Linked DNA regions of Mus musculus: region 2 is linked to region 1. Evidence: chromatin loops called from intact Hi-C (ENCODE). Cell type or tissue: left cerebral cortex. All regions are shown on one strand. Links, peaks and the distances in the headings refer to the core of each region. The heading gives the core; the rest is flanking DNA.

Evidence for each region. A loop is a pair of places that touch in the nucleus more often than their neighbours do. Peaks named below come from ENCODE experiments on the same cell type or tissue, not always from the same donor. Only the 100,000 strongest peaks of a DNase experiment are listed, where the experiment ranks them.
Region 2: a loop joins it to region 1, with 4 times the contacts of the local background. A loop is called at or near these places in 4 of 42 quality-filtered maps.

The regions. Positions count from the first base shown.
Region 1 is chr14:115,009,063-115,024,983 of GRCm38, reverse strand. No RefSeq gene overlaps it. Among named protein-coding and RNA genes, the nearest start is that of Mir17, 27 kb to the left of the region's middle. In left cerebral cortex, for the core only: CTCF peaks have their summits at 7,137 (motif pointing left) and 9,522 (motif pointing left); DNase peaks (open chromatin) are centred at 7,123 and 9,470; H3K4me3 peaks cover 305 bases.
Region 2 is chr14:115,442,293-115,458,213 of GRCm38, reverse strand. The region is part of intron 5 of Gpc5 (glypican 5); the gene reads right to left. Among named protein-coding and RNA genes, the nearest start is that of 4930505G20Rik, 41 kb to the right of the region's middle. In left cerebral cortex, for the core only: a CTCF peak has its summit at 7,082 (motif pointing right); a DNase peak (open chromatin) is centred at 7,086.

The DNA of each region.
Region 1 (15,921 bases), core at 3,445-11,444:
TTTTTTGTTTGTTTGTTTTTTGTTTTGTTTTGCTTTTTGGTGCAGTTCTTATTTAGTCCAGAGTGGCCTCCAAGTCTCCCTTTATGGCTATCAGAGTGACTGAGAACACTCTGGTTCATTAAAGCTACTGCCTTTCCATGTCAATGTGTAGCATGGCCGGGGCAAAAATGAGAAAAGTCAGCAAAGCCGGGCAATTGTTTCTTCATGAGACTTAATTAGGCATTTTCTAACTCCCTCTGTGAGATTAAACCATCCTTTTCGAAAGACAATAAATAATGATGACACTGGAGGATTGGCGTTTGCTTTTATTAATTGAATAGAGTTAAACACTTAAAGCGTACCTAACTACACTGTAGAATCCAAATGCCCAGGACTCTGCACACTAGTGACTTCAAACTTTTAATCCCAACCCCTTGAATCTTTATAGCAAATATGGCTCCACAATTAGTGCTGAAAGCTGTAAAAGTTTTAAAATCTAGGACGTACTAACTTTTATTTTAAAGGAAACAGAAGTTGGTGCCATTCACCATTCTTGAAGGTCCAGAGGAGGAACTCGCAGAGCGTGCAGCTCAGGAAGTCTGATGAAGATGCCTTCTAGGAGATGAGGGACGGGGTTCCACGGGAATAGGTCGGTGAATAACAGAAACCCCAGGTCTGACAGCGCATGCTCCGAGAGCTCAAATCACACAAAAAAAAGGACACAAGCAGCATCCCTTTTCTTGCATCAAGCTTACGCACCTTGAATAAGAAACTCCCAGAAGGAAAAGGGAAGACAAATTATGCTTATTAGACAGTTATGGGAGGACCACAAAGGGAGGTGTGTGATTCTATCTGCGTGCTGTGTCAGGTGGCTGCAGGAGAACGGAGAAGAGAGGAATAACAAAAGGAAGCTGCAGAAGACTTTCAAAGAAACCTTCAGCAACCTAAGACATTGAGAAAGGATCCAGTGGAGAAGTGGGGATGAAGGAAGCTAATGACGAGATGAAAACCTCGGTGCCGGAGTGCATGATGTCCCAGCATGCTCTTCAGACATGCCCTGAGTGTCGTTGACCTTAGCCTCAGAGGAACATGGGGATTAAGGTGCCTGGGCTACTGATCCAGACAGGTGAGGATCACAGCCAGGGAAGTTACGGGAGTTCAAATCCCAGTGTAGACAGCAGCCTTCTCTTTGCTTCACCTAGCACTGGGGCCAGCTCTGCACCCGTGTTGTTTGCCATGGTGACAATTGAAGGACTTAGCCTCAGAGTTTGGGCTATTCTAGTCTGTCCAATCTTCATTCACTGAGATGGCTAGGGGGTTGTTTTTTAGACTTTTACATTGTTTTACGGTTAATTTACTACAATTCATCTCTCTTATGCTGTCTTTTCATTTTCTGAAGTCATTATTTAACCCGTTTCAGTTACTAGTTTGAAAGATTAATTTATTTTATTTTTTTATGTGTACGAATGTGTTGCTTGCATACATGCATTTATGTATGCACACCATGTGGCGATCTGGTGCATGCGGAGGCCAGAAGAGGCCATCAGGTTCCTGAGAACTGGAGCTGCAAGCATCATGAGGCACCATGAGGACCCTGAGAACGGAATCCTAGCCGTCTGGAAGAGTACCAAGTGTTCCTCACTCCTGAGATATCTCTCCAGACCCTCCTCATTCCAGAGACGATTTTCAGAGAAACCAGAATATTGGAATAGCTTCCTAACCTCTAATCCTGTCTCTGAAGCTTGATTGTCCCTCGGGATTTATGGTTCTGCCTCTACATGAGCCTGCTCCTATTCACATCATTGTTAGCAGAAAATGACTCAAAAGGGAGAAGCCAAGAGATCCTTCTTTTAGTCTGAACCCACTGGGACCCATTTATGCTGTTTCCTCTGGTGGGTTCTGTTGCTGTGCCCAAATATCGCTACACAAATAGTCTTGGCAATGGCGGTGGCACCCCTTGCTACTCGCCTCAATGTTCTGAGTTCTCAAATGAAACACACACACACAGGCTTTATATTTTAATATGCCTGAAACAGCTTAATGGTTGGGCCCCTTCCAAACCTCCACGTGGCTAACACTCTTCCCTCTGATGCTACTTAGTAAAACCTATGTTCCATCTTGGCTGAATTCCTCTCGGGCTGAATTCCCCAGCACCTACATGAAGCCTACGTTCTCTGTCCAGCATCTCTCAGGCATGGCCTCTGCTCCTTTCCCCAGCATGGCGTCTGTCTCCTTTCCTGCTCCTTCTTTAGTCCCTTGCCTGCGAATCCCAAATTCCAGCCTCTGTCTCCCAAACGAACTCAGGACAGGATCCTTCAGTGTCTCATGCAATTTTGGGGATCAAACTAACAGAATGCATGCACGCAGCATTAGATCAAACAGAGCCAGGTTCCACGGGGACAAGCAAGGTGGAGAACGTGTAGAATCCCAGCACTTGGGAAGCAGAGGGAGGATGAAGAGTTTGAATTCAAGGCCAACGTGCGTTACAGAGTGAGGCTCTGACAAAACTAAAAGGAAACACTAGGTGTAGGGAATTGGTTCTAGAGGGGGAAAATTACAAAAACAAACAAACAAATAAATAAATTTCTTCTCTCCTAACGTGACATTTCAGACAATGAATGAGAATAACTTCTAATCGACCTTCACTCTCACCCCACTTGAAGGAACTGACCCAGTAATCACATAGCGTGCACACCATGTGAACAGGTCAAGCTTCCCCTCGGTGGAAAGAAAAGGACTCTGCTGCCAGCTATCAAGAGATGTAAATGAGCCGCGCGTATCGACATAGGGGGTTACACGTTAAGTGTTTTAAGTGTGCGGAATTCCAGCTTTCCACTAGTAGATGAAACAGTGCGACTCGTCCTGCCCCATGTGACTTTCGCTTACTACAAAAGGCTTTGAATTGTCCACACTTTAGGTTTTTGGTTTTGTGCCACGGCATTTTATGAAATTGTGTCCATCACGGGGTAAGATATTCAACACTCATGTTGGAGATGTGTGGATGAAAGTGAAAACTTGAATTCTTCCAATTTCAAAGGAAAAATACAAACACGTTCATATTTAAGGTTTGTTTGAGGCCAGTTTTAAGATTGAGGGATGAACCTTGGGGAGGTGAAGAATAAGGTGACCATTCAAAAGGTATGGTACAGGCTATTTCAAATTCTCCATACCCACCCTGACACAGGTGTGCATGTCAATTTTCAACTTTATCATGTCTCTTTTTGAGTAAGATCTTCTTAAGCTATACTGATATGTATTGCCGTCTTCTGTAGTCTAATCTGATTCTGATACATTTAGATAAATTACATTAGAATTAGTTTCTCTCTGGGTTTACTCTGAACATCAACACATTCACTTTTACATTTGATTATTGGTTGGGAAAAAAATAAAAGAAGCTGGTGAACAGATGGTGAAAATCAATCAAAAACGGCTGCCACTTTGTTAAACATTTATGTGGCTACATTTCTTATGTTTTGTTGTGAAAAATTGTATATACCAAACCTAAATAACAAAATGTGTGACAAAAACGGGGGGGGGGGGGAAGACAAATGGAACAACCCTTCCTGTGATCTTGTATATGTGTGTGTGTGTGTTGTGTATGCATTCACATGTGCACGTAGGTATGCAGGCACACTTGTACACACACCTGGATTTATGGAGCCCAGAGGCTCATGGTGGAATGTGTTTCTTGATTGTCTTCTACACCTTATATTTCGAAATAGGGAAGCTCATTGAATCTAAAGCTTACCATTTTGGCTAGATGAGAGTCCCCGAGATCTGCCTGTTTCCTTCCCCCAGTGTTGACATACAGACAACCACCATATCTGACTTTTATGTGGGGGCCAGAGAGCTGAAATTTGGTCCTCAGGCTTGCAGAGCAAACACTTTACCCACTGAGGTGTGGCTCCAGCCCTTACATTCTTCTAGTTTTTATATATATTCACACAACACCTCCATTCCAGAAAGCATTCCAATATATAAATATGGCTCAATTTTCTTATCTACTGATCACTGAAATTCGAGTTATACACAGCTTTTATTATATCGTTGCTGTTTCTACCTTGCTAGGTTTTTTGATGGACAGGCCTCCTGACACAGAGGTAAAGAGTAGTCATGTGTTAAACACTACTAAGTAAAGTCAGATTCTCTTTCCTCAAAGGTTTAAGCAGCTTCCGTTGCTTCCAGCTGTGTGGATGCTTAAATTCCATCTCTCCAGATAGCAGACACTCTGATTTATCTATATCCCAAATTGTTGCCAAATAGATACCATTGCATGTAAAAATAATTTTAAAGTTTATTTCTATAGACTATTACAAGTTTCACATGAAAAGAGAGCCAGGTAACATACATGATTCTGTTTATGCTTTTATCTGAAATGCTGCTTAAATGAAAAATTCAGTAGCAGCTTTAAAAAGGAAAGGAAAATGTCACTTTGTTTTCCGTAGTTAAGGCTGTAACATAGTGTTCTAGCTCAAAAGGCAAATTCCTGTAGCGGACCCTAAACTGTACACATAATAACACACCCTGAAATCTTGTCTTTGCTTTGCAATGATTTTATTTGAGCAAATTTGAAGGGGACTATTTGCCTTTTCAAAATCTTTTTGCTTATCTATTATTTATCATAAATCTGTGAGACATTCTCTAATTTTAATTCTCTGTTATCTTTGATAGTTTCCATTTCAAGAAATAAAAACGTGTTTTATAATTTAAACACTAATTTCGATTTCTTCACTGTTTTATAGTACATAAATGTAATAATTTTAGAGAGCTTAAAATATTAGTTTCGTGCTTGCTGCATTTGAAAACATCTTATTTCAGAGGGTCTGATTATTCTGTAAATGTTTTGCCTCCCACCCTCCAGTACTTTCGGCAATGCAGCACGTTGATCTTAATCCCCAAGCTAACAAAACTGGGTGAGTCTAAAAATTGTACAACCTACAAGAAAAGAACAAAGAAAATATTTCGTATGATCAAGTAAAATCAACAAGTTATATCTGATTATAGACATATCTGTATGGTTGATGTCTGTCATGCATAGGTAAGCATTCTTCTTACTACAAATATAATAAATTAAATTATTTCACCGAAATAAAAATTAAATTGTAAACCAGTAATTAGTTATGAAAATTATTTTACTAATTCAACCATTCTCTCCAAATATTTCATACAAATCTAAATGACACAGAATTTTTATATAGTAGAAGTTTGCATGGAATGATGTTAACTATCAAAATGGTAAAATTTTAGAATTTAGAAACTTATATCAAATTATTCAATAAGTGTTATCTCATTTACTCAGTTTAGGTCTTTTCTAGGACCAATCTTTTCCAATGGCTTAAAACTATAATTTCTATATTTGACAATATTATGTCTGTATTCTTTTGTAGCAGGATCCAGGCTTATCGTACAACACTGAATTAAGACACAGGATCCTATTTAACAACTGGGCTACTAACGGAGAAGTTGAAAAGTTGGATTTGTTGCCAGTTTTCTTGTGTGTGCACATCTTGTGCTTAGCTACATGTCCAGAGCTTGGCTGTGTTATCTAGTGGTACAGCTGCGAACTGGTGGCTGTAATAGTCAAGAAAGGGTGAAACAGGCTGGGTATAATACAATTTTAGTCTAAATGTTTTCTTTTTCTTTTGAATAGAGTTGTAAAACAAGCCTTTAAAATTACATTTCCTCATGATCTGAAGTAGCATGACTGTTCATATGCAAATCTCTGTGTTTCCTTATTTCCACTACTCACAATGATGCATAAAATATTTATTTTAAACTAATTATTTTAAACATGCAGACTATAATAGAGTAGGCACTCACAAGTACAAATGAAAGCAGTATTTGTTACCAAAAAAGCACATCTAGCATACAAAAAAAAAATGCTGTATCTTTATGTATGATAACCGTAAAGTCAAGGTTTTTCATATGTAAAACAAGAATCTCCACTTTTCAAGTAAGGTTTATAAGGATGGATGCTAACTGAACATTTTATTTATCCAGAGTAACCAGAACAGATCTACTTAAACTAAATATGATGGTGAATTCCAGAGAGCATGAAAGACTAAGATTTTAGTTGCCCGTTATGCTTCACTGATGGCTTAGAATGTGGTCCTATTGGCTCAGCTTCAGTGTTCAGGGTGCTTTAGAAACTCGCATATACTACAGAGAGTTGAGGGGCTTTAGTGAATATTTGTTGTTTACAAATAGTTTATCTGAAAATAACAGTCTCTCCCGTAAAACCCTAGGCAGAGATACTCGTTATGAGAAAACTCTTCACTCGCTGATTCATCAAAATCTAAGTTTGCAGTGGCATAAACCTTGCAAAACATTTTAAAAATGGTTTGATAGGGGGATGATAGTATGTTAATGTTTCTTAGCATGGGGATGTGCATTGGTCTGCAGTTGGCACAGGACAGATCTATCTGTTAGGGGATACTGTGGGCAGGCAGCATTTGCTGGCACTGAAGAGCTGTCGTGAGGAGGACGTACTTGGAGGTTCCTCTAAACCAATTTTGCTTTCAGATGTTTTCTGTTTGTCCTGTGAACAGGTACAGCTTGTGAACACGCCGAATGACCTTTATTCTATGAGATGCATTTTCATGTTTAATGTCCCCTCTCCAGAGTTTCTTTAGTTACAAAACTTATGGCTTAAATCTCATCCCTACATCTCACAAAACATTTACAACCTGACAGAAGTGCCCCAGGAAACTGGCCTTCACATTTTAATCAGAATAGTCTTCAAATATAATTTTTATCTTAAAATCAATTGTTAAAATGGTTTCCATGTTAAATACCTCCCTTATACAGATTGCCCAGGTTTTGTTTTCAAGCTATTTTTTTTCCCAAATAGAACACTTAATTTGGCTCCACAGAATATTGCTATGACTGTAAACTGCTTCATGTAGACCGATTTGACAGAGCAGTCACATGGTGGGCAGCTGAGAGCACGCTCTGGTTCCATTTCATATGAAGGTCCACAGGCTGTGAGATCAACGAAGATCCTAACATCCTTAAACTCATTCGCCGTTGTCCACCCGTCACCCAAAGGCTTGGGTGATCCTGACTGGTCCCCGTTTTTTTCTGAAATATTCGCTGCTGATGCAGGCAGGCAACAAGTTTTGGTTCGGCTGACAGCCCTTTCCGTGTCTACCCTCTGCTGGTGACTCTTAGTAACGGTGGCAGGGCTGGCTGCACAGAGCCGGAAAGAAGGAGCAAACCGCATACCCAGCCTGGAAAACGAGTTTCTCGGCTATTCAAGTTTTACTGTCTCACGGGTAAATTTTTAAAAATCAACGGCCACAGCAGATGACGATAGTTTGTTTGGAAAACGTCTAAACTGACTTGGAAAGCGTAGAAGGAGCCCTCTGTGGTGTTCAAAATAAGAGACTGTATCTTTCTACCTGCCTATTTTGTGCAGAAACTGATTTTTTTTTTTAGTTTGTTTTAGGGTGCGGTGATCTTATATCTGGCCCGAGGTACCAGGGACACAGTTGGGGTACCAAATCATCAGGACTGAGAATTTAAGTTAAGTGCAAAGCTGTGTGGATGCTTTCCTGCATAACATTAAAGGTTATGGAAATCAGGGAAGGTGTCCTTGGGTCAGAAACACTACCAAGCATATTAAAACACTAAATGACTAATGGCCATTTGTTATGAAATTTATCTCGGTATGCACTAATAATTTTTCCTAGTATTTATATAGGTTAAACCTTAAAATAAAACTGTAACAGCATTTAAAGTAAATAATAGAAATGGTTTTTAATTTTGAAAAATTTAGTGAAGAATTTTCAGGGCTTGATGATATTCACAGCTAGATGTAGTAGGTTTCTAGAACGGCCACTAGTTTTGTGCGCGTGAATTACAAAGTTGAACAGATCCATATAGTCCATTCCAGTTAACCGATAGATTCATTGGTACATTGAAATGTATTTCTACCTAATCACAACTCTAGTCATGGATGATGATGTCAGGATATATACTATATAGTATCACTTATATATTTTTAAATTTTTTAGATTAAGTACTGTGGTATTCAATATGTAAAACATGATTAGTGGTAATTACTGTTGTTCTTCTTTTAAAAAATAGATTTTTTTCATACAATATATTCTGATCCCAGTTTCTTCTCCCCCAACTCCTCCTAGCTGTTTTCCATCACCCATCTCACCCAGATCTACACACACCCTTCCTTTCTCTCTTTCCTTACAAAACAGACAACTAAAAATACACACAAAACAAAACAAACAAACAAAAAACCAGAATAGGGCAAAACAAGCAAGCAAGCAAACAAACAAACAAAAACAAACAGGAATAAAAAGAGCCAAGGAAGAAGCACAGGAAATTTGTGTAAACACAGAGACACACATCTGGATACCCGGAAACTTGTGTAAACACAGAGACACACATCTGGATACCCAGAAACTTGTGTAAGCACAGAGACACACATCTGGATACCCAGAAACTTGTGTAAGCACGGATGTACACACCTGGATACCCAGAAACTTGCGTAAACACAGAGACACACATCTGGATACCCAGAAACTTGTGTAAACACAGAGACACACATCTGGATACCCAGAAGTCCCGTAAGGCACAAGAAACACATAAAAACAGAGACACATTTACAAACACAGAAATTCTGCAAAATATGTAAAACATTGGTAAGGTAAGAAAATGACCGGTTAGAGCATTGCAAAGACAAACAAAAAACATAGAAACAAAACAAAAACAAACAAACAAACAAAAACTGCTGGCCATGGGGCCTGTCCCTGGGTAAGTCTCAATGTTGCCTGACCACAGTCTCTTTGAGTAGAGGTTTGTAAACTATTACGTAGTAGGGATTAAACTGTCACAGGATAGCTTGGGAAGCATTAAGTGGCACCGTGGATGACATTTTTATAAAACTCAGCTCTAAAATTGAAAGGGTTTCACAGTGACTATGTGACCATATGTTCTGAGCAATATATGTGAATAAAATTCCACTACACTTGCTTTTATCTTTTTCCTATTCCTATTTTTCTCCACTATATAAAACAAATCATCAGTGAAAGCGCTTTCTCTAGAATGAAACTTAGGACGTAGAATTCTTTTTTTTTTTTTCAAACAGACAAAGATGTATTTGCTTGCTTTCTCTGCCAATTATCAATTTATTACCCTGAGCCCCCAAATTGGCTCTCTAGCACCTGTTCTGATAGCCCATGCATAACACTTTAAATATGTTTTCTTTTCATGCACACAATGTAAATTCAGTTGCTAAAGGATGGGAGTAACTTTACTTGATTACTCTGTATAGGATTCTCTGTTCTTGCTTTTACCTTGAGGTCATCCTGTGGAGCGGGTTTAGGAAGAAGCTAGGTGCTGAACATCTGATCATGCAGTACCGAGTGCTGTTGCTAGGAAACCCTGAGCCTCTGGCAGGAATCTAGTGGCTATCTTCAGGAGGTCCTCACCCATTTTCCTACTCTTTAAACACTCTGTTGCTGTCTAATGCTCCATATCTCAAGCGTGTTACTAGCCCAGCCACGTAGCAAACTTCTCTGCCATCTAGTGGGCTATAGTAATACCTTCTCAATTAGCCTGAGAGAAACCCCACCCCACCCCAAACACCCCAGTTTATTCTTCTGAGGGCCAGAGTCCTTTAATCATAAGGTAGCTTTTAGCATCTTCGTTATGTTTTTAAAGCCACTCCTATCATAATTTAATAATACTTTATTCTTAACTTCCCTTGTGTAAATTGCTGTCACTTTCATCTCCTGATTGAGCCCAGACTGTTACACTGGCAATCAAGTATTGCATTATCAGATCAAAACAGAAATCTATGATAGACACATGGCACTAATCTATGGGTATAGCAATAAATCATTAGGTGTTTCCAGTCACCCTCCACGGCAAAGCCCAACACACGAGAGTATTTGGGCACCATGCATTTGACTTGATAGATTGATAAAGGGATAGAAGGACCTGTGGTGGCAGCTCCAGGAGATCCAGACTCACCTTTTGACCTCTTCAGCCAGCTGTACACACCTCTCCTATGCGCATAGTTAAAAACAAAATAAATCTTTAAAAGCAAAAACAATATTATATAAGGAATGAAGATTATTGGGAATATCTGCTGCTAGGCATGAGACCCCAGGTTGATCTCCATGGCAGAAAGAGAGGTCTGACTCCTGCAAGAGTTTTGACTTCCATGTGTGCATTGTGACATACTCTCCCTGAGTGTATGAGATCACATGCATGTGCGTGCACACACACACACACACAACTAAAAAAAGTACTTTCAAGAAAGTTATGAGAGAATTACTTTAATGACACAAGAATTAGCTTCACAGGAAAATTTAAAAATTCTAGATATTTTTTTATCAGCAGATCATCAATTGGCAAGAGTATAGGAAAAGTGATTATTTTCATATTTCTTTCTGAATTAAACGCTAAGCTTCATCTCCTAAAATAAAGTTTATTAGAAAGCAAAATTTCTACAATAAACTCAATTTTCAGAAATTACATGTAACCCATAACTATTTCACGGGTGCTCTGAGATGGCTGGAAGCTCTTCCTGCTTGGTGACAGATCAGCTGGGCACAGTGCCTGACCTGTGTTTGATCAGGAAGATGAATTCAGACTGTGTAAGTGCCCGAGAGAAGGATGCAATTTTGGCCCCCAGTAGTTTTGAGAAAAGCTGGTTTTGCTTCAGGAACTTATTATTATTTATTTTGAGAAGCACGTTCGGGCTTTACTATAGTATTTATTGCTTATATTGAATAACCAATAATAGGATGACTTGGGAACACGGTCACAAGTGATCCAATACCTGTTCTCAGAGAAGACATGGCTATGACCCTTGGTTTTGCGTCTGGACATACTGTGTTAAGCAATAGTGTAGTGGGGACAGAGGCCTGCGCTTTCCTAACCCAGGTCCTGAGAGGCCATGTAGTTTCTGCACTGGGGCTAGAGAGCTACTTTCAGAACCCTCACCTAATATGCAAGAACTTCAATTAGCCCAAGGCATAGGGAGAGGCTTTGACAAACACCTTTACCAAAGCCTCAGATAGGCTCCAGGTTCAAGTTCCGCCAGACCAGGCACCAGATCTATGAACAAAGAACACACAAAACGATTCTAGCTTCCAGATGTTTGTGTGACTTCTCACTCTTCAATCATTTGCAGCCAAGACTTCCAAGTATCGTGAAGAAGAACACAAAGAATAAAAACAACACATTCAATCTCTATTCTTTGTAAACCTTTGAGCCATGGATATGTGGCAATTGACTGGGTTGCAAATGTTTCTCAGACAGCATTTGATATTGGTTATTATAACAAAACCTGAACAGTTTTTGTCATAGAAGGAAGATGCTTAGCAATTTTCAAGTACAGAAATGACAAGTAAGGAAAATGCCCCCAGAAACTTACAGCTAAAGGGCTTCTCACATGGAAGAAGTTGGTAACATTGCTCCTTGGAACAGTGGAAATCCATGATCTAACTAAGAAGGTTTCCAGGCAATGAGTTGCAGGACCCATCTTATTTCTTTATCTCTGCCAACAGCATAAGAGAAGATATATAACACCTTTTCATTTCCTACAGAATGTAGAAAAGAGCTAGAGGGCTCAGAATGGCATTCCTAAGGAGCAAAGGACCATGTAAGAAAAGGTTTGGTGGAAAATGAAGCTTAGGATATTGCCAGTCAAGTGAGGTTGTCAGAGTGAAGATGCGGGGACAGTGAGGATGCGGGAACCGTAAGGATGTGGGGACAGTGAGCATGCGGGGACAGTGAAGGGACATTGAGGATGTGGGCCAGTGAGGATGCAGGGACAGTGAGGATGCAGGGGACAGTGAGGATGCGGGGACAGTGAGGATGTGGGGACAGTGAGGATGCAGGGACAGTGAGGATGTGGGGACAGTGAGGATGCAGGGACAGTGAGGATGTGGGGACAGTGAGGATGCAGGGACAGTGAGGATGTGGGGACAGTGAGGATGCAGGGACAGTGAGGATGTGGGGACAGTGAGGATGTGGGGACAGTGAGGATGTGAGGACAGTAAGGATGTGGGGACAGTGAGGATGTGAGGACAGTAAGGATGCAGGGGACAGTGAGGATGTGGGGATAACAAAGATGCAGGAAATTGAAGCAGAAATTGGTACCTTATAGCATAGCATCACCCTACACTCACCTTCAAAACTCTGGATAAGTAGATCCAACCAGGAAGCGTTTGGTACGTAGACTGTGTAGTAATTGATGTATAGACTATTTTGGGAATGTCAGTTTTGGAACTCAGACTGAAGCTACTGAAAACTGCCTTCCCATAATTTGTTTTTCTGAATGGAGTGGGTAAACATTACAATAATAGTTACCAAACAACGTTTCTTTGCCTGGACTATATTTACAAAGGTTTCTGAAGGTTGAATTGATTCTAGAAGTCAAAAGAACAAGGAACTCCAAGATGCCCATCTTTGCTTCTTCCATTTTCTCTGCCCACTCATCAAGGTAAAGAGTTACACAGGAAACCAAATGAACATGTGCATCAGTCAGTGATATGTATGCTTTATAGTAATCATTTAATACTTGTGTGATACATATAGGAAAAAGCAGATACTGAACATTCAAGATAGTGCTGGGACAAAGTGCCTCATCTTTGATCACTCTTTTTCTAAAAAGTAACATATACAGCTAAAACCAAAGCCATAGAGTTCTATATGTCAAGTAAAAGGGACCTATGAGCCAGCAAGGCAATTCTGACCGTAGCTGTTTCAAGATTTAAAAAGCAGTGAATATTTGCAGTCACATCAGGGAAATCACTTCATTGTTTGATGTAGAAGTATACATTTCAAATCATTAGGTCTTTGGTGAAAAGTTCTCAGTAAATACTTTTGTCAATAGTTATAGATAAAATGAGTAACAACATTGTAACTTGATCACTCACAGATAAAACATTCATGTTAATAAAATAACACATTTTCTGATATTACACACTGGTAAATAGTTTTTAAATTGACAATTTATGTTAGAAATTAAGTTATTGAAATGTGAAGATAAAACCAGCTACACTTATATTACGTTATTTACCTTTTGCCGTCCGTAAAGAGAATGTGTAGTGGGTGGTCAGTCCATGGTGGTCTTTGGATAGAATGAACCGCGGTAAATCATCACAGTAAACAACTGAAGAGATGAATGAAGCTGTTGACACCTCATGGAAATACTTACAGCCAAGTGAATTCATTTTGCAAATCAAGTTTGATCACTAAGGGATGAAAAAGGCGTGGCACTTCCCTCCAACCTAAGGGAGTAGCTGATATGCCAGAGACAATGAGGCAACACAACATGCTTGTTCTAAGGATAATTCTGTGTTTGAGATGCAAAAAGGGACAAAACAAAACAAAAACAGAAAAACCTTACCAGCAATCTTGACCCAACCACCATTCTTGCAAAGCTATATGAACACAAACTGAATAGTTTAAAGGGAAGACCCTAAAAATTTTATATCCAAAAGGAAAAGAATGGAAATCATGCGGACAGGTGGAGAACATAACAAAAATATAACAGTGTGCCTAAGACATCTCTTTGCCCCATTGAATAGGAGTTTAGCAGAGAAGACAGATACATGTTGAAACAAACACAAATGGTGTGACATTGTATTTCCCTGTTGCCACTGTGCCACTGTAGCAAAGCCCTACAGACTGGACAGCTTAAAAGGAAACTTGATCTCATCTGCTTTGGCAGTCCAGAAGTGGCAGGTCGGGAATTTCTTTCCTTTTTGAACTGTCTCTTTGTTTCATTTTCCCATTTTTCTGGCTTCCTCATCCATTTTTAAAATATCCCTGTTTAACTGTATTTTAAAGGACTACAGACAAGGCGTACCCTTAGAACTATGACTGCTGTGGTTGGTGGATGTATATGTGTTGTGCATAGAGACACTCCAGGCATAGCACTAGATATCTGAGGGCAGCATCTGGAGGTACTAATGTTGTCCTCTCAAGGCAAACCACCTTCTTAATCTTTTTTGGGACAGCTGCAGTAATTACTTTCTCATTATTTGTCTCGTCATAAAGAGGTATTCAAAATGTTGACATTTTGGGTGCTGAATCATGTATGGGAGAACATTCAGAAAAATTCAGTAAAAACTGAAAGCAAAAGCTTTCGTTCCTTTGTCCAGCCACTATTTCCCTGGAGTTAGGCTGCTATTCTCAGCCATTTTTACTTAATAAAAAACTGTTAAGTATGACGTTTTTACTGTAACAACTTCATTATTCTTGAAATACTATCCTATACACATATATTTTTTCTGTAGTAAGTTTTAATTATTAAAAATTAAATTACATCTATTTGTGTATAGAGATCCAAGGAATTAAACTCGAGTCATCAGGCTTGGTAGCAAGCCCTTTACCCCATGAACCATTTCTGTTTGCCCCATCTAGAAAGCTACTTGGTCACCCATATAAATAAATCCTGCTGATATTACTTCCTACAACCTATAGGCATGCCCAGATATGCTGAGGTTTTAAGATCAGCGTTGAGCCCACTTAACTGCCATCTTTATTCTACAATGCTGCTAGCACACATTAAAACCCTGGTTTCACAGATTTGGCATATCACATGTTTTAATTCCCTAATTCAAGGTCAAGTATCAAATCCCACCACATGACTATTGCAAAGCCCCTCACACCTAATTCTTCAAGGTCTCAAGTCCTCCTTTCCCTTCTGTTCATGGATATACATTGGTCATGATCTGCTTTTAGTAATGTGTGGCAGAAATTCAACAACAATACAGTTACTGTTTCTCTTTTCTTTCCAGATGCTCAGACCTCCCAAAGAACTTTCTGCCTTCACAGTCTCTCAACCTTGCTTTTCTCATCTTAGTTGCAAGATGGCAGCCTCACCTTCAATTTTGTGATCTATGTATCACGACAGAGAAGGGTTATTTGCCACATCACTTATATTTAAAGTCACAAATCCCCATTGAACTTTGCATCTTTCTGGCAAGAACTGGGTACATGGATGCATTGTACTCAGAAAATGAAATGAGGTTATGTTAATAAAGAAGAAACTAAAGGCATTGGACAGGTACCAGTAGTAGCTGCCACAATGTGTAACTCCTCTAACCTAAATGACCTAGAAGAAACAGCCAGTTTCAACCCCAAATTCTTCCACACCAAACATTTCATCACTTTCATACCCTATGAAGACACTGCTGAGTTGTATGGAGGGTTCAGCTTCTTATGGTCTTGCTGGCTTCCAGGTGACACTCATTCCTGGTTTACGTGTGCTGTCTTTCCACAAAAGGGATTTTATGTTGAGATGTTGATGCTCAGTGTAAGGGTGGTGAAGGTATGATGTTTCCTTTTAAAGGTCTAATAGAACCCAACAAGGTCATTGAGAAGGCTGCCCTCAGGAGACATCAATCAACTGATGAAGGAAGATTGCAGTAAGATTGTTAAAGTAGAGCAAACCCAACAATCTCAGGACTCAGGATTCCTGCACTGCACAGCACATATTTCTTTCTCTTCCTGTCTCTTTCCCTCTTCCCTCTCTCTTTCACTTTTGACATCTGCTAGGGGAGAATAATCAGAGTTTAGCCAAAGCTAAGGTGATGAGCTTAAAACTGTCCACACTGTAAGCTAACTAAAACCTTTCTCTGTATAAACAATGTAGCCTCAACTGCTTAATTATACATAACAAAATATGGTATTATAACCCCAGTTCACACAATAGGGATAGCTTATATAATTCAGATTTTCTTAGAGCTAGATGGTAACAAAATAATTTACATGGTGCTTGATGCAAAAAAATCATAGTTGAAAGAAAGAGATATTCGTATTTTATGTATACATTATTCAAACTATGTTCTGCATTTGTATGCCGGTGATCTTGAGGAAGTCAGTATAAATGTCACTGTCATTTCTGTACTGAGTAAAACTCTAGAACACAGAGGGTTAAAAAAAGTCAGGTGAATGAAG
Region 2 (15,921 bases), core at 3,753-11,752, 430 kb before region 1:
TCCCATGTTTGGAGAGAAAACATGATGATGAGGCCTTCTTTAGACAGACATTACACTGAAAATTTCAAACGTAAGAAATGGTTATGAGCATGTATGTTTAAGCAAGTACAATTACTAACCAATAGTATGGATCAATATATAACTTAAAAGAAAGTAATTCAGTGAAGCATGAGATAAAACCCAAGCTTACGAAGCTCAGGTAGTACATTAAAAAGACTGATCATTTTACAACTTGATATGTCACTCAGGGAAAAAAAATCAATAACAAAGTTCTGATGCTTGGAACAATAGATTTTTAAAAAATCAAGCCAAATATGGACCAAGAGTTTGATTCAGTAATGAAGTACTTACACAGCATTCTCAAACTCCAGGCAACTCACAATAACAAGCACATATGTATGTGTGTGTGCACAGCAGGCATAAGAACAAATCCTACAAGAAATTAATAAATATTAAATACAAGATGTAGGAAAGAAAAAAATCTAGCAAATGAAGACACCTCTTTTCTAATATTATGAGAGTAAGAATCACTGGGGGCTCTCTACTCAGAAGTTTACCATTCATCTGAAAATATTGCTTCCAGACACATGCACCAAGGATATGAAAAACCACCTGAATGCACCTTTTATTAAGATGGTATAGATATCATGCCTTCTGCCAGACACCTATCAGACACAACAGCATGCTGAAACTGTATCAATTGTTGTTCTAAAGGGAACAGTCTTTGTCATGACTGACACATGATAATGCTGCATATCTATGGAGCACTGTACAATGTTTTCGTACAGGCAACACATTGTGCCATTCCCACACTAGAGAGATTAGCATGTACATTTATCATTTCTTTGTCATTCTATATTCCAGCCATGGAGAACAGTTTCATTGGGATGGGATGAAGGGCTTGACATAAACATCCATTCGATGTGATAGTCTTTCCTCAATGATTTCTATATAACACTACTGCTAAGGGTCTTTTTCCAGCAGCTGAGTCTATGACATTGTATTGTTTCTCAGACAGACACTGTTAGCAACCATATGCACTCCATGGAAAATGCATGTTGAACAAAAGAAATTAATATAAACTCACCCTAAACAGAATTAACTGGTATTATTAACTCCAATGCTTTAAAAAGCAGGGAGGGATGAAAGATGTCAGTTGGTAAAGTGCTTGCTATGCAAGGATATGGGTCTGAGTCCAATGCCAGAATTCATACAAAAACCTGGGCATGATGATGTACAACTGGAAACCCAGCACTGTGTAGGAAGAAACGAGATCTCTGTAGGCTCGCTGGCCAACCAGACTAGACCCAAGTAAGAACCCAATCTAAAGAGACCTAGAGGAATGATAACAGTTTACCTTTGCCCTTCATACACACATTTGCACATATATTGATATGCACATGTACACATTTACTCCCATGAATGTGCATACATATACACATACACACACACACACACACACACACACACACACACCAGATGGTCTAAAAGTACAAATGTCTAAAGAAGACAGACTGGCTTCTATACACAACATTCATTATCCTAGCTTGGGACACAATAAACCAGAAGGGAAATGAAGTTTTAATATCCTTAAAGAATATGATCCTTTTTGGTCATAGTCGAAACCAAAGGATGGAAACACCAATGGGTCTTCTCATGAATACATCAGATATCCACTCACATGTATATCATTCACTTTCTAACATCAACATCACAAGCATAATGTTTTCTGATTAGGAATTCTCTGACACCAACGCAAAAGGTGATTCCTTCAGAACATAGAGACTTTAAAGAATCAGTATTTGAGATGTTCATCTTGTTATTTCACAACTCTGTTCCATGCTACTGATTCAATAATAGCAGGTAGTGTGTGTTACTAACTAAAAAGGGTGGTTGATTCTGGTCTACAAATGATCATTGTGAGTCACTAGACACCTTTGGGTCTTTCCATTTTTGTAGTCAATGAAAATGAAATAAGAACAGTGCAGTGCAGTACAAGTCAGAATGCTGATAACTTTCTAGAATAAAAGTATGAGTCATGCAAACAAGTGAAAGAAAGCTCTTGGAACACAGTCTGTCATGCGAGGTGAAATGGAAAGGTGACAGAAGAAGAAAATTATAGTCAGAAACAAGAAGCAGAGTCACATGATTGTGTGTGTGTGTGTGTGTGTGTGTGAGAGAGAGAGAGAGAGAGAGAGGTACTTTCAGCAAAGAGTCTCTTCTGTTCTTTGATAGTCTATTTTATATGCTCAAACCCATACTTCGTTAGTCTTCAAAATTGAAAAATCACTTCCAATCTTAATAAACATTGTAGATAGAGATACTGGTCATTGACAAGCAGTTGATGAAAGACGGGGCACCAACCAGATCTCTTGTATTACATACAAAGAAAATGAAAGATTTTTCAAAGGCATAAGAGTACCTCACATTTCTGAGATAGGGGAACAAAATACTCACTGGAGCAAATATGGAGACAAAGTGTAGAGAAGAGACTGAAGGAAAGGCCATCCAGAGACTGCTCTACCTGGGGATTCATCCCATATACAGTCACCAAACCCAGGCACTATTGTGAATGCCAGCAAGGGTTTACTGACAGTAGCCTGATACAGCTGTCTCCTGAGAGGCCCTATCAATGCCTGACAAGTACAGCGGCAGATGCTTGTAACCAACGATTGGACTGGGCACTGGGTCCCCAAGGAGTTAGAGAAAGGACTGAAGGAGCTGAAGCAGTTTGCAGCCCCATAGGAGGAACAACAATATCAACCAACCAGAACCCCAGAGCTCCCAGGGTCTAAGCTACCAACTAAGGAGTACACATGTAGAGACCCATGGCTTCAGCCGAATATAGCAGAAGATGGCCTTGACAAGCATCAATGGGAGGAGAAGTCCTTGGTCCCATGAAGGCTTGATAGATGCCCCAGTGAAGGGGAATCAAGGGAAGAGTGGCTCGAGTGGGAGGGTAGGTGGAACACCATCATAGAAGCAGGGGGTGGGGGATGGAATAGGGGTTTGGGGGATGGGGGACTGGGAAAGGGGATAACACATGAAAAGTAAATAAAGAGGAAGAGGGGAAGGGAGAGCTGCAGTTTATGTAAAGGAACTAGAAGGTGAGGATGGAGCTCTGTGTATCAACCTTTTACCAGGCTTCTCCCTTGCTTCTTCTGTACTACCAGGTTCATCTTCTAGCCTTCCTTGGAAAGTGACTGTCCGGTACATGTGGTTATTGAGAGTTATTTAAGAGGACAGTGAAGCGCTAACTTGTGTAAGGGGCCAAAAATGCATCCATATTTCTCTCCTTAAATGGAGGAATCTAAGTGGCCTTGATTTCTCCGTTCCTAGGCAGTGGCCTTCCTCTGCATTCCTTCCTGTATTCTACCTAGAACCGTAAACCAAACATAAATTCAGCTTAGATGAAAGGGTTCTTGGTCTCTGCAAACTTTCCCTCTTTCTTCATGTCTCTCTGCTTAGGATTAAACATGTGTTAGCTGATGTTGATACAGATAGAGAATCCTCACAGAAGTAGATCTCTGGTCATGCTCTCGAGGGAGCCTCTTGACTTAGTTCATTGAGGTAGTAGGATCTTACGAAGGTGTCTTCATTCATACAATAAAATGAATGTTGTGCAGTCATAGGGACCTAAGTGCAGATCCCTACAACCAGTCAACCCTGCCAGTGTGCCAGACAACCCTAAAATATATTTGTTCTCCATCAAGAATAAGCTACATGGCCTAGATAGGTGGCTCAGTGGTTAAGACCATTGGCTACTCTTCCAGAGGACCCGTATTCAACTCCCAGCACCTACATGATAGTTCACAACTGTCTGTGACTCCAGTTCCTAGGGATCTAATACACATGCTGGCAAAATACCAAAGTTAATTGATTAATTAATTAATTAATTTTAAAAGATTACATGAGTTTGAAAAAGAGCTTTGGAGGTTAGAAGGCTAGAAGCACTTGCTGCTCTGGCTGAGGACCTAAATTTGGTTGTCAGCACTCACATCAAGTGGCTCACAACAGACTATACTGCAAATACATGCATGGAAGCTCTCACACACAAACCTAAAATAAATAGAAGAAAACAGACAAGAAAGGATTAGGAAACAGAGGAGGGCAACATTACTGCTAATCTTTATTTACAGGTTAACTGGATTCAGACCCATCTAGATTATTGGTAAGGTACAACTTGGGTGTATCTATGATGGTGTTTTTTTTTGTTGTTGTTGTTTTGTTTTGTTTTTTGTTTTTTGGTTTTTGTTTTTTTTTGTTTTTTTTTTTTTGTTTTTTTGTTTTTTGTTTTTTGTTTTTTGTTTTTTTTTTGCGGGGTGGGGGGTACTGAAAACTCCTCCAGGCTATAGGAAATCCAGTGGACAATATAAAAGGAAGAAAATAGGCAGAAGAGAGGAAGTGGTAAGCCAGGCAAACACCAACAGCTCTTCTCTCCCTGCTCCCTAGTTAGCCGTCTACGTTCTGGCTAACATTTCCACTGCCATAGGCAATGCTCAAGTATATGTGGCCAACCAAGTAAGGACCAAACTCTCTGAAACGAAGTTAAAATAAATATTTTCCTATTAAGTCGTTCTGTAAGGGTTTTGTTGCTGTTGGGTTTTTTCCCAGTGGCGATACAACTAATATAAATATGATCATGAGTTTAATTAGGTCATAAGGACTCTACAGGGCATAGGACTCTACAGGGCATCTGTACTTTGTGTTATATATTGGAAAATATTTTGTCTCTGTTTCATCCTTTTTGTAAACTTTGTAGGATGCTGACTTTAAAAACATAAAATGAATTAATATGGCAGACATTTCAACAAAGCATAGTATTAATACTTGGGTTTGGTTTGTGATAGCTAGTTTGAGCGAAATTCCATAAGAGGTAGGAGCAAAGAGTTGAGCAGAGGAATTTACCAGAAGTACAGTCTGGCTACTAATGGAAGGAATATGGCTTGTAGACACGAAAGGAGTAGTTGTTAAAGATATCATGGTCATTAAGGAGAATACAAGCACACTGCACTGGAGCAGTAAGAAAGATGTTGTAAGAACATCTCAGAAGTTGGAAAGACTTCACTTGAGTTCAATCACTGGAGTATAAAACTATAAACTCAATCGAATGATGAGAGAGCCAAGCCACTGGATGACCTGCATCTCCAGGCCCATCTAGATAGAGTTTTGCAAGGTCTAGTCATCGGAGAAAACTGTGGCTGTTAATAGGTGTAATCCAAAGACACCCAGCTACTACTTGAGCCAGCTGCAGACTTTGGCATTGTCCATAGGACAAGAGTTTTTCAAACACTCACAACGTCAGAGTTGGATGTTGTGGTCACTTGCTTCAAGACTGTGGAGGGAAGCTCCTGGTACCACACACTGTATGTCAGGATCCAATTCCCAGATAGGAACACCAAAGAGAAAGCACAGTGCTTGCAGCTATGAGCAGAGTCTAAGTTGCTGCAAATATGGAATCTGCCTAAGAAATATGCAGATAGTGAATTAATCAGCCTTAAAAAACAGTCCAAACAGAGGTCTTGCTGGATCTGTTTAGAGCTCGGATCTGGACACCATGTGCCCCAGATGCCTGACATAGAGCTAGAGCATTCAAAATTGCTGTTTGAATTCTTACCTTTCTCCCATCTCTTCTTTCATGGACTGTCTTTCTTACATTGTGGAATGAAGATGTTACTCTACACCATCGTAGATTAGCACAATGTGTAACTTACCATTTTATTCTCCATGGACTCACAACTAAAACTGTATACTGAGTCTTGAGAAGACTGTGAACAAAACATGGGCACCATTGAAACAGAACTGAACATATTTTTTCGTTGTGAAATAAGCATGAGACTTTTGCAATGTCCAGGATGGATACTGCAATTTAGTGAATTGCTTTGAATAGCAACTTATCAAGGAAAACATTTTTAATAATTAGTTTTATTATCAATTTGATTAGATTTAGATTGATGAGAAATGCCTGTGAGTATGTGAAGGCAAACCCAGAGACAATTGGTTGAATGAGAGACAGACACCATCCCATTGACAGGGAGCCTGGATAAATAAAAATAAAAATGTAGAAAGACAGCCAAGTAGAAGCACCCTCTCTCTCTCCCCATGCTCCCCCATCTGCATTTCTATCAGTCATGGAGTAAAATTGTTATCTTCTATCTCATGATCTCAGTAGTAGAAAGCTCTTCCCAAGTCCATGGGGCTATGTGACCATAGAGTGAGCGCTCTAAAGCAGTCATCAAATGATAAAAAGTGATATCTGTTACACCAACAAACTCCAACCACAACTTCCTCCATCCAGAGACACGGATTTTAATCTAGGTGAAACAATTTTTCAAGTTATTTTGCCTCCAAACTTCTTCATCTTCAGACATAGAAAGAAAACCACAAATCAAATTATGCTGTGTTTTAAACAAAGAAACCCTAATTTTAAGCTTCCGTGTTCATTATATTTTTCTTTAAAGTAGCTTAAGTAAGTCTCATTTAATGTTATGATAGTGCAGGATCCTCACCACTGTTCACAAACTAGAGTTAAGATGTTTATACAAGTTGTTTAAAGTGCATCCTTTATATATGCTAAACATAATTTTTCTATCTTAGAATAAATAAGTGGATGAATTTAGCTGTTTTAACTTCTCTGCTCAAATTTATATATGGTCCTTTTACTCATAGATTCCATCATACCTGAGAAAAACATCAAAAAATGGAACATTTGGTTTAAGTGCAATCATCATTAATGTATAAATGTAAAAGTTAGTGACACTGTAAAAACTTACACAAACTCTATATTTCTCATTATTTATAATTACTATAAGGAAGTAATGAATGTGGATAATAGCTTTCCTTAAAAAATAAAAGAACTTCTTTTCTCTGTTGCTATCATCTGCTGCTTTCCCTCTGTCAGTATCTAGACATATGCATAGCTTTATGGGTCTCAGTGGGAAGCATGGGTACAAGTGGGATAAATCAGTTTTACAAAGTTATCATTCAGTATTGAGTTCTGATCAGAACAGTCACCCTGCTTCGAAGAGAGAGAGAGGGTTTTGTCACACAAGTGAAGTGTGTAGCTGTTGCCACTGGATGGCAACCCAAGACACCGAAAGCTCTGGGAACAGAGGGAAAGAACACTGGCACTTCAAAAGGAATTCAAAAGGATGTTACTTTAAAGAAATTATCAGGTTGTAAAAACATATGCAGTTATACTGTTTATGAAGTGAATCTCAGTTGTTTAACATGGAATTATTGTTCAGCAAAATATCAATCTATTTTGAGAAAAAAATTATCTAAATTGATAACACGTTTATTTTTCACCAGGACAAGAATAGAGTAGAATGAATTTTTTAAGTCCAGCTTCAAAGCTCCTCCTTTGAAGCTGCCTTCATTTACAGAGAGAAGTATAGATGTGTGTAGATCTGTTTGCTGCAGGCTGACTTCAGGACATGAGGCTGTCCACATTCAGAAGTACGGCTGTCAAAGCAGTGTCAATTAATTCCCACACCATAAACTTAATCCTGAGTGGGATAGAGTCTTTCATACAAATATAGGGTTTTATGTATGTATGTATGTGTGTGTGTGTGTGTGTATATATATATATAATGTGTGTGTATATGTGCGCGCGTGTGTATATATATATATATATATATATATATGTATGTATGTGTATATATATATATATGTGTGTTCTAAACATGTTTAGACTTGTTTACTGAGTATTAAAAGTAGCAAATTCCTCTTTTAATCAGTTGTGACACAAAAAATGACCCTTAAATCAAAAAGGCTTTGTCACATTACCTTGTTAGGCACACTCTGAACTGAATAGAAAGCAAGGCAGGAGCAAACCCAACCTGGAAGGAAGAATAACAACCCACTTTATATAGGGATGCTTCTCGATGTAGGTCAGTGCAGAATAGGTTGAAAATCAGGGATCAGATCAGCCAGTGGTGAGTCTGAAGATGAGGAAGTGTACTCTGCTTCTAACCTTGACTTCCATCTAAGACTTTCAGGAGGAAGTAAAGCGAGAGGGGGAGAGAAGGAGGCCCAGGGGAAGGAGATAGGAAGAGCCTAGTCAGTAAGCTCTGTGTTCAAGAAATATGTCAAAAACAAAGAACAAAAAACAAAGGAAAGCAATGGAGACAGACACCCAAAGCTGACCTCTGGCCTCTTCTGGCCTCCTCTGACAGATGTGCACATACATGAGTGAGTATATGCATCCCTTGACCCAGACAAAAATCTTAAAATATAAGAAACAAGAAGAAAAAGAAAAGTGATGTGTGGCAGAAATGGGAGAAGCCTATCCTAATTTTCTACTGAAACTCCAGTCTAACATAGGAATGGTGGAGATAGGTGGATCAGGAGAAGGCATGGATATTATTAAAGTAAAATTGTTTGGGAGCAATTCCCCATCCTTTGATTTGAATAGTTCTGCAAGGTCCATTAAGCTGCCACCTAACAGAATAACATGAAGAGTGTCCCAGCTCCCATCTAAAATCTAAACCTGTTCAGAATCATCACTCATTTTATAGAAAGTTATATTTTTAAATTTTAACTTACAAACTATTTCGTTCAGAGCCTGGAAAAGGAAAATGCACATTAAATTTTATAAGCCCTGTATAGTATAGAGCAGCTTGTATAAATTTAAGCAATGCTTTGACAGAATTGATATTTAGTTATCTTCTGTTATCTCCAAACAGCACAGATTCAAACCTATGTGACTTCATATTCAAAATCAACCCTGAAGCCAAATGCCTTTCCATCATGGAACCACTGAAAGCTCAACTGTTAACCAGAAAACAGAAGGAATGGTTTTCTTCTACAAGGAAAGCTAGTTCAAACCGGACGAAAAACCAACAGCAAAAAAAAAAAAAAAAAAAAAGAATTACAACAACAATTTTACTCAGGACAGCAAACTATTTTCATTAAAGCCTAATTGAGAACAAAAACATCTCCTAAATGAAGATGACAAATGACAAATGATTAAAATGTGTTGCTTCAGGTTTCAAAAACAAAGCATCAACAACAAAAACAACAAAACTGTAAGAACAATGTTGGTGAAAGAAGAAAGGAAATCCCAAAATATAAGAAAGGAAACTATTTGACTGATTGTAGGATAATAAATTATACATAGTCCTCAAGGGCAAAGGTTAGCAAGGAAAGCTTTAAAAGCAATTTTATTGGGCAGTTACACATTACAATGGTAAAGTAGCTGTGTGTTTGGAGGGGCAAAAAAGTGCCTTTGAAGGCTTATATAATGAAATGTAATAATCTTCTAATGATTCCATGATGGTTGGCACTGGCTGGGATTTGGATAATGAACTAGACTTCAACCCTGTCTTACTACTTATATGAGTCATATCATTGACACCGAAAAGGACTTGATAGCTAAATTCACATGTGTGCTGGTTTGAATGGGAAAACACCCTATGTATTTTCATGTTATTCATCCATTTGCTTCATCACCAACATGTGTAATTTATTAGCAACTGACAGAAGAGAACAGCCATGGGAATAATGTAGTCTCTGTTATCAGATTTCCAGTTTAAACTCTTAGTACTGCTAATGGTGTCACCAGTGAGGGGACAGACCATCACCAGGTATTCCTTTATGAGACACCTTCCTCAGGCCAAACCAAAAATTTTTTGACTTTTCTGCTAGGAAGAATTTCAGGACTAACACATATAGTAAAGTAAAGCTAGAAATTTCATTAGAGATATCTTCATATAGGATCAAGAAGATTAAGAGACATAAAGAGAAAGAAGATGCCCTGAGGATAGGAGTGAACAGTTGCATAAAATGGATATCCATGTGCAGGTCCACAGTCCTTAAGGGAGACTTAGTGATTGGCTCTTTTGACAGTGGCTGTATACACTATCCCGTTCTCACTTAGGTTACATCTCAAAAAACTTTTTAAAAAAACTGGTTTTTCCTTTCATTTAATAAATGAGACACATAATGTGGCCTTGGATAGAATTAGAGACTGAAAAAAAAAAAAAAGACCAGAAGCTCCAGGGTTGCATATTTTAGTGTATGTTCTTTCCTTAGAACAGGGTTTCTGATAAAACTCTCAGGCAACTGTGCATACACAGCTAAGAGGAGAGGAAGGCACAGAACCTGTAAAGAAATCTCTGTTTCCCGGCTGGCAAGAGGAATCACCTTAACTCCAACGAGAAATCTCTCTCTCTCTTTCTCTCTTTCATTCTCTCCTCATTCTATCCCTCATTGTCTCTCTTACTCACACATTTGCATGTGTGCATGCATGCCACACACACACACACACACACACACACACACACACAAACACACACACTCATCCCTCATACACTCATTAAATTTTCTTGCCTGTCTCATTGCTTCAAGAGAATCTTGAGTCAGGAACGAGAAGTCTCCACTTGTTTTTGTGGAACCTCAGTCCATAGCAAAACCTTCTTAGCAAACTTGCTGGAAAACTGTGATAGTAAGCACTTGGCTATGACTAGCCTTCAGCTAACAGTAGTGTACTACTCTAACTTGATTACATGTAATCTCACATTAATGTGTAGACTCTCCCCCTGCCCTCTGACTTGAGGAGCTGCAGCCATGTGAACTTCATTTGCAGCTTCATTTGCAGCTCACTGTTCCTGCTCTGTCTCAGACAGTGCTCCTTGCCTGAAGCACATCCATCCCTCGTGGCATCAGCATCACTTTTTCTCACATATCTGAGTCTCTCAGACTCAAGGACAAGGTGAGCTCCTGAAAGACACAGGCATCTGTGCAACTGATTTAATGGATTTAGTAGATAAAAGCTATGCCAAGAGTCTATATCAAGTATAACCCAAGTTACAAGTCCCAGAAAAAGAAATGCCAGTTACTCAAACCTTGTGTAAAAAGCATCTTCATGACTTGGAAATAGTCATAGAAGAGAAAAATCTCAACAACACTGAAGTGATTGCTCCAACAACAGCTATGGAAATGGTATTTGATGGGCTTGGGCTGAAGGCATGTGGCAATGAGCAGAAAGAGTGACTCTAGGGACTCTAGGGGTGTCAAATACTTCTTCCTCCTCTGAAGAAACTTACAAGCACTGAATTGCATTATTGATTTCTTAAATAATAATCACCTGTGTGTGGAGGTAGGAGAAGCGAACATGGAGGAGGAGCAGAGCAGAAGTGTGGTAACTGCAGACGCTTGTCCAAGACAAAATGGAGTGCATGCTACTTTTCACCTCTGAGTAGAGTTATACATCATTGTACTTCTGGGAAATCATGAATTATGCCAATTTGCATACCCAACAACCAGAAATGCAACATTAGTTACAAGTTACAACCCAAACGGGAGAAGAGTATTGACTTTACAAAAATAACCCTTAATTTAGTTCTGTGTTTGGCAGTCAGATGTAACGCATAATTTTCTGTCTTTTATATAGATTTTTAGAAGTGGTTTCTCTAAAGCTATGACACACATTTGTGTTTAATAATATGCATAGCAGCGACCAAGTCCCCTGTCTTTGAAGACCATTCTCCTAGGTCACTGCTAGATCATGCCAAACACCACATGTTGAATGTTTACGACTTGTATGGCACTAAAATACGCTTAAGATGGTATGTTATATGCATGCTTTCTACCTGACTGTGGAAAAGTGTCTCTCATAGATACATTCTGCTCTTACAGATACACTACACTCTTCATACTTAATTCAGGAGACTGTGCTTGGGACAAAGGATAAGAATGAGAAGCTCTGTGGGTTGATGACACTGTCTGTTTCAGGCTTTTTGCATCCTTAATACTGAGGGCTACAGTCACAATCATGGTGGACAAGCGAAAAGTTGCAAGGAACTCATGTATGGGAACCCATGTAACAGTTTTCAGCTGAACATCCTAAAGGATCAATTTTAGAGTATGATTCCAAAGTATATCAAACATATATATTATTTCAAATATCACATGATGCTATATAGTCTAAAATATAGGCGATGGACTGAAATTTTCAATCCTTTCTGTCATTAGGTAACTGGAGATTAGGAAATTTAAAGTTTGACCCTTTGGGCTTCGTTTTTTTTTATACTACTCCTTTGCTTAGAACCAGCCCTCAATTCTCTAAGTGTACCTTGGGTGCATCATGGCTTTATTCATTAAGAACAATTCTCCCCTCTTGTGTGTACTCTTCTGTTTAGTGGTGTCTTCTCAGGGGATAACTTATCACTTCCTTAACCCTTTCCTTTCTGACTAGCTCTTACTTGCCCTCCATATCTCAGAATATCTTTGTAACCTAAGAACATATGTCATAGCTATATGTTTCCCCAAGAGATTATTGTGGATCTACTTTCAGAGGAACTGGAATGAAGGGCAGATTAGAAAAGCAATCTTTGTGAAACTTAGTCAGGAGGCATTTTATGGCCGGTGAGCCAGGCAGCAGTTTTATGGAGCTGGTATCAGGAGTAAGATGTGGTGAATAACTGGCTCTAGAAGTAGGGCATGACTATACCGCAGATCGATAGTGTGGAACGCCGTATGCACCCCAATTCCTGTTCACTCTGATGTCTTCCAGAAGACTTGCCAATATTTTGCCATAAAACTTTGTGCTGACGAGCTAACCTGTCATTCAGCCCAGGGATCACTGCTACCCTTTCTTGCCCTGGAGCCTAGAACCTTGTACATACACACATCCATATAAAAAGGTCAATTAATGGTCAACTGAGAGCAACCTAACATTCCGCCACAGAAATTCTTCCTAGGTAAATTTTTCCTGAAGTACCTTACATTTTGAAAGATTAACTCTGTTTCATTAAGGACAAAGGACAAGGACTCTTGACAGCAAGTTTTCAGTATGACTCCCTGTTGAATTCAACACCATACTGTCCATCCGAGAATTCTTCCTTGGTTTCTTTTGAAATAAAAATCGAAGCATTTGTTTAGCCATTGAAATTTTCATGAAGCTGAACGCTTTGTCATCTGAGCTGATAAAAAAAACTTCTAGAGAGAAAAGCGACACATTAGCAAGTGAAATGAACAGGAAGCTGCTAATTACCAATCCCCAAACAGAGCCTCTTCCCAGCAATAGCACTCAAACATTTTTTTTTTTACCATAAGTAAATAATACAAATAATAATAAAGTTTGCAGACAAATAGTCCCCAAAAGACACACATGAGAAATCATGATAAATTGTGTCAATCTACACAGTAATGGATCTGTCTGTGGAGGCATTTTGAGGCTTTCTGTGTTTCCTTGGATAGAGTCCCAAAGAGAAGCTGACTTGCATGTCTGAATAAATAAATTGCTAATTAGCTTCCTGGTCTTGAAGCTTTTACATTCTACAAATGGCTTCATCTGCCTGCCTGGACCAGGCTAGAACCTTTTGTCCAAAGAACATATTGAAATTGCAAAAACAAGTGATAATGAAAAGATCATGTTCAAAACACATTTATCTCAATTAAGATACTAAAATCTATATATAGGAATTGTACCTTCTTTAGACTTCTTTAGACTGTCTTTTTTACTTCAAATCTTTAGCAGTGAATTTTTCTCATTTTATTTTTTTCTTGTACTTTTAGAGCTGCTGTACAAAGAACGGGGAGCATTGATCTTGGACTTATTTGCAGCTAATCTTCAGTTTATTGCCATCCATAAACAGAAATTCCCAAGCAAGTGCTATTATGAAAATATTTATATTTATATATTTTATTTTGTATATGTATATGAAAGAGTGGAGACTTTAAAATCTCTTCATCTCCTGCAGAGTGCTAAAAACTCAAATATGGGCTAAATAATTTATATCAGTGATACTAAGTAACTAAGGCGAAAGTGATCGATGCTTCTCTTTAGGAAATGTACAATACTTAAAATTCTGTCTGGTTACAGTTTTCAACCATTTGAAATATAAAACTCATTATGTAGAAGGTACACTGTACATCAAAATGGAATCCTATTAAATAAGAACAGTGCTCTGAAGTCTTCATCTAAACCAGCTCACATCTCAAGTACAGCACAACTCGTCCTCTCTCGACACTTGATCTTTGGAAGAGAAATGTACCCTGCCCTATGTCTTCATGATTTTATAATTGTAGAAAAGTAATATATATTCCTAAAACAAATAATCAGTGGGACATGCCCGATGTTCGAGGGGTCAAGAAGTGTGTTACCAAGGTAAGCTCCTTTACTCCAATGCCTAAAACTTACCTGGCAGGAGAAGAGAACCAGCCTCTGAAAGCCATCCTCTGACCTCCTCAGATGTGTGATGGTGGCAGTGTCACCCCTCCCCCAGAAAATAAAAAAGCAAGTACATTTGTTTAAAGATAAGTGCTAATATGTGCATGATATTGTGAATTATATAAATTATAATATTTTTGTTGCTTTTGAAAAGGCTGACAGTGCATTCAATTATTAATAGTAAAACCACATAAGGGGGCTGGAGATATGGCTCAGTGATTAAGAACACTGGCTGCTCTTCTAAAGGTCCTGAGTTCAATTCCCCGCAACCACATGGTGGCTCACAACCATCTGTAATGGAATCTGATGACCTCTTATAGTGTATCTGAAGACAGCAGCAATGTACTCACATACATTAAATAAATAAATCTAATAAAAATTAGAATAAAATAAAAGTGCATGAAATATAACCATTGAAATATGGTTAATTAATAAATCCTCCTATATATTCCCCCAGGTTTCTTCTCATATATATTTTTTGATCACTATGCATAGTGCCCCATCTTCTTAAAACTCAAAAGTGCATTCCATTTTTTAAAAAATATACCATAATCCCTACAATGACATTCTAATATTCCTATTGAGGAGATTTTTGTTGTTACTTCTGCATGCTATTCAAAGCCATGTATGGAGCTTATTTTTTATTTACATGTTACGACATTTAGTTCCTACAGGTAAAGAATGTAAAACAGATGTCAAGTACTATTGAAGTATCGACACGGATTTCTCATTGCCCCTCTAAGAGACACATGAATAATCCTGTCTTTTACATGGACACAAAATATTTTTCTCCATACTTTTTATAATGTCAAGAAGTATAAAATGTAACTATCTAGATCATATTAATAAATGAAAAAGCAAACTGATTGGGATTGTGTTTCCTGAATTTAGTTAATTGTGTTCTATGAGCTTAAATTGATTTATATAAGAGCCTGTCCCAGAAAGCCCACCTGCTAATGGGAATAAGGGCAATAATTAGTGGTATAGTAAATGATTTTAGAAGAATTCAATGGTTTGGAGACATAAATTATTGAAATAAAGCCAATTCTCCCTGTAGAGAAGGCAATGGTGTGTAAATACTTGGGTTTGGCTTATTGAATGTTACCATAACAGGATATAACGTTATGTGAGGACTCTGTCCTGTGGTATTGGTAGACTTCCATTTTTCCCTCCTGTTACACCAATTGAATACTGTCTGGTTAACTTCTAATATGGAGGAGTTTTTCAAAAGCACTTAATCATTTCTAGGATATGAGAGATTCTTCAGAAACTCATGTTGAACTTGGTCCCAGTTGCAGCAGCAGAGATGGAGCCTTGGAAGTTTACTTAATTATGAATGTTTTAACCATATCAACAACTGATTCGCTGGTATGATTAAAGGTAAATGGATTACTCAGGTGAGGCATGAGGGGTCGAATAGAGGTAGTAAGTTATTGGCACATGCCTTTAAAATGAAAATTTTGCCTCTGATCCCTTGCAGGCCCTTGTGCGCTCCTCTCTCTCACTCTTTCCCTGGCTGACAGAAGGCTAGCAACTTCCTTTTACCACATTATACTGCCATGATATTCTACCTCACAACAGGACCAGAGGCCCAAGAGGCCATGACTGGAGTGCTTGTAATTATAACCAATATTAAACCTCTCTTCCTTGAAACTGGGTTTCTCCAGTACTTTGTCACAGTGAGGAATGCAGGATAATTAATACGGCTTATAAAGATCTGTTGTTGTGGTGTCAAGATTGGTCCA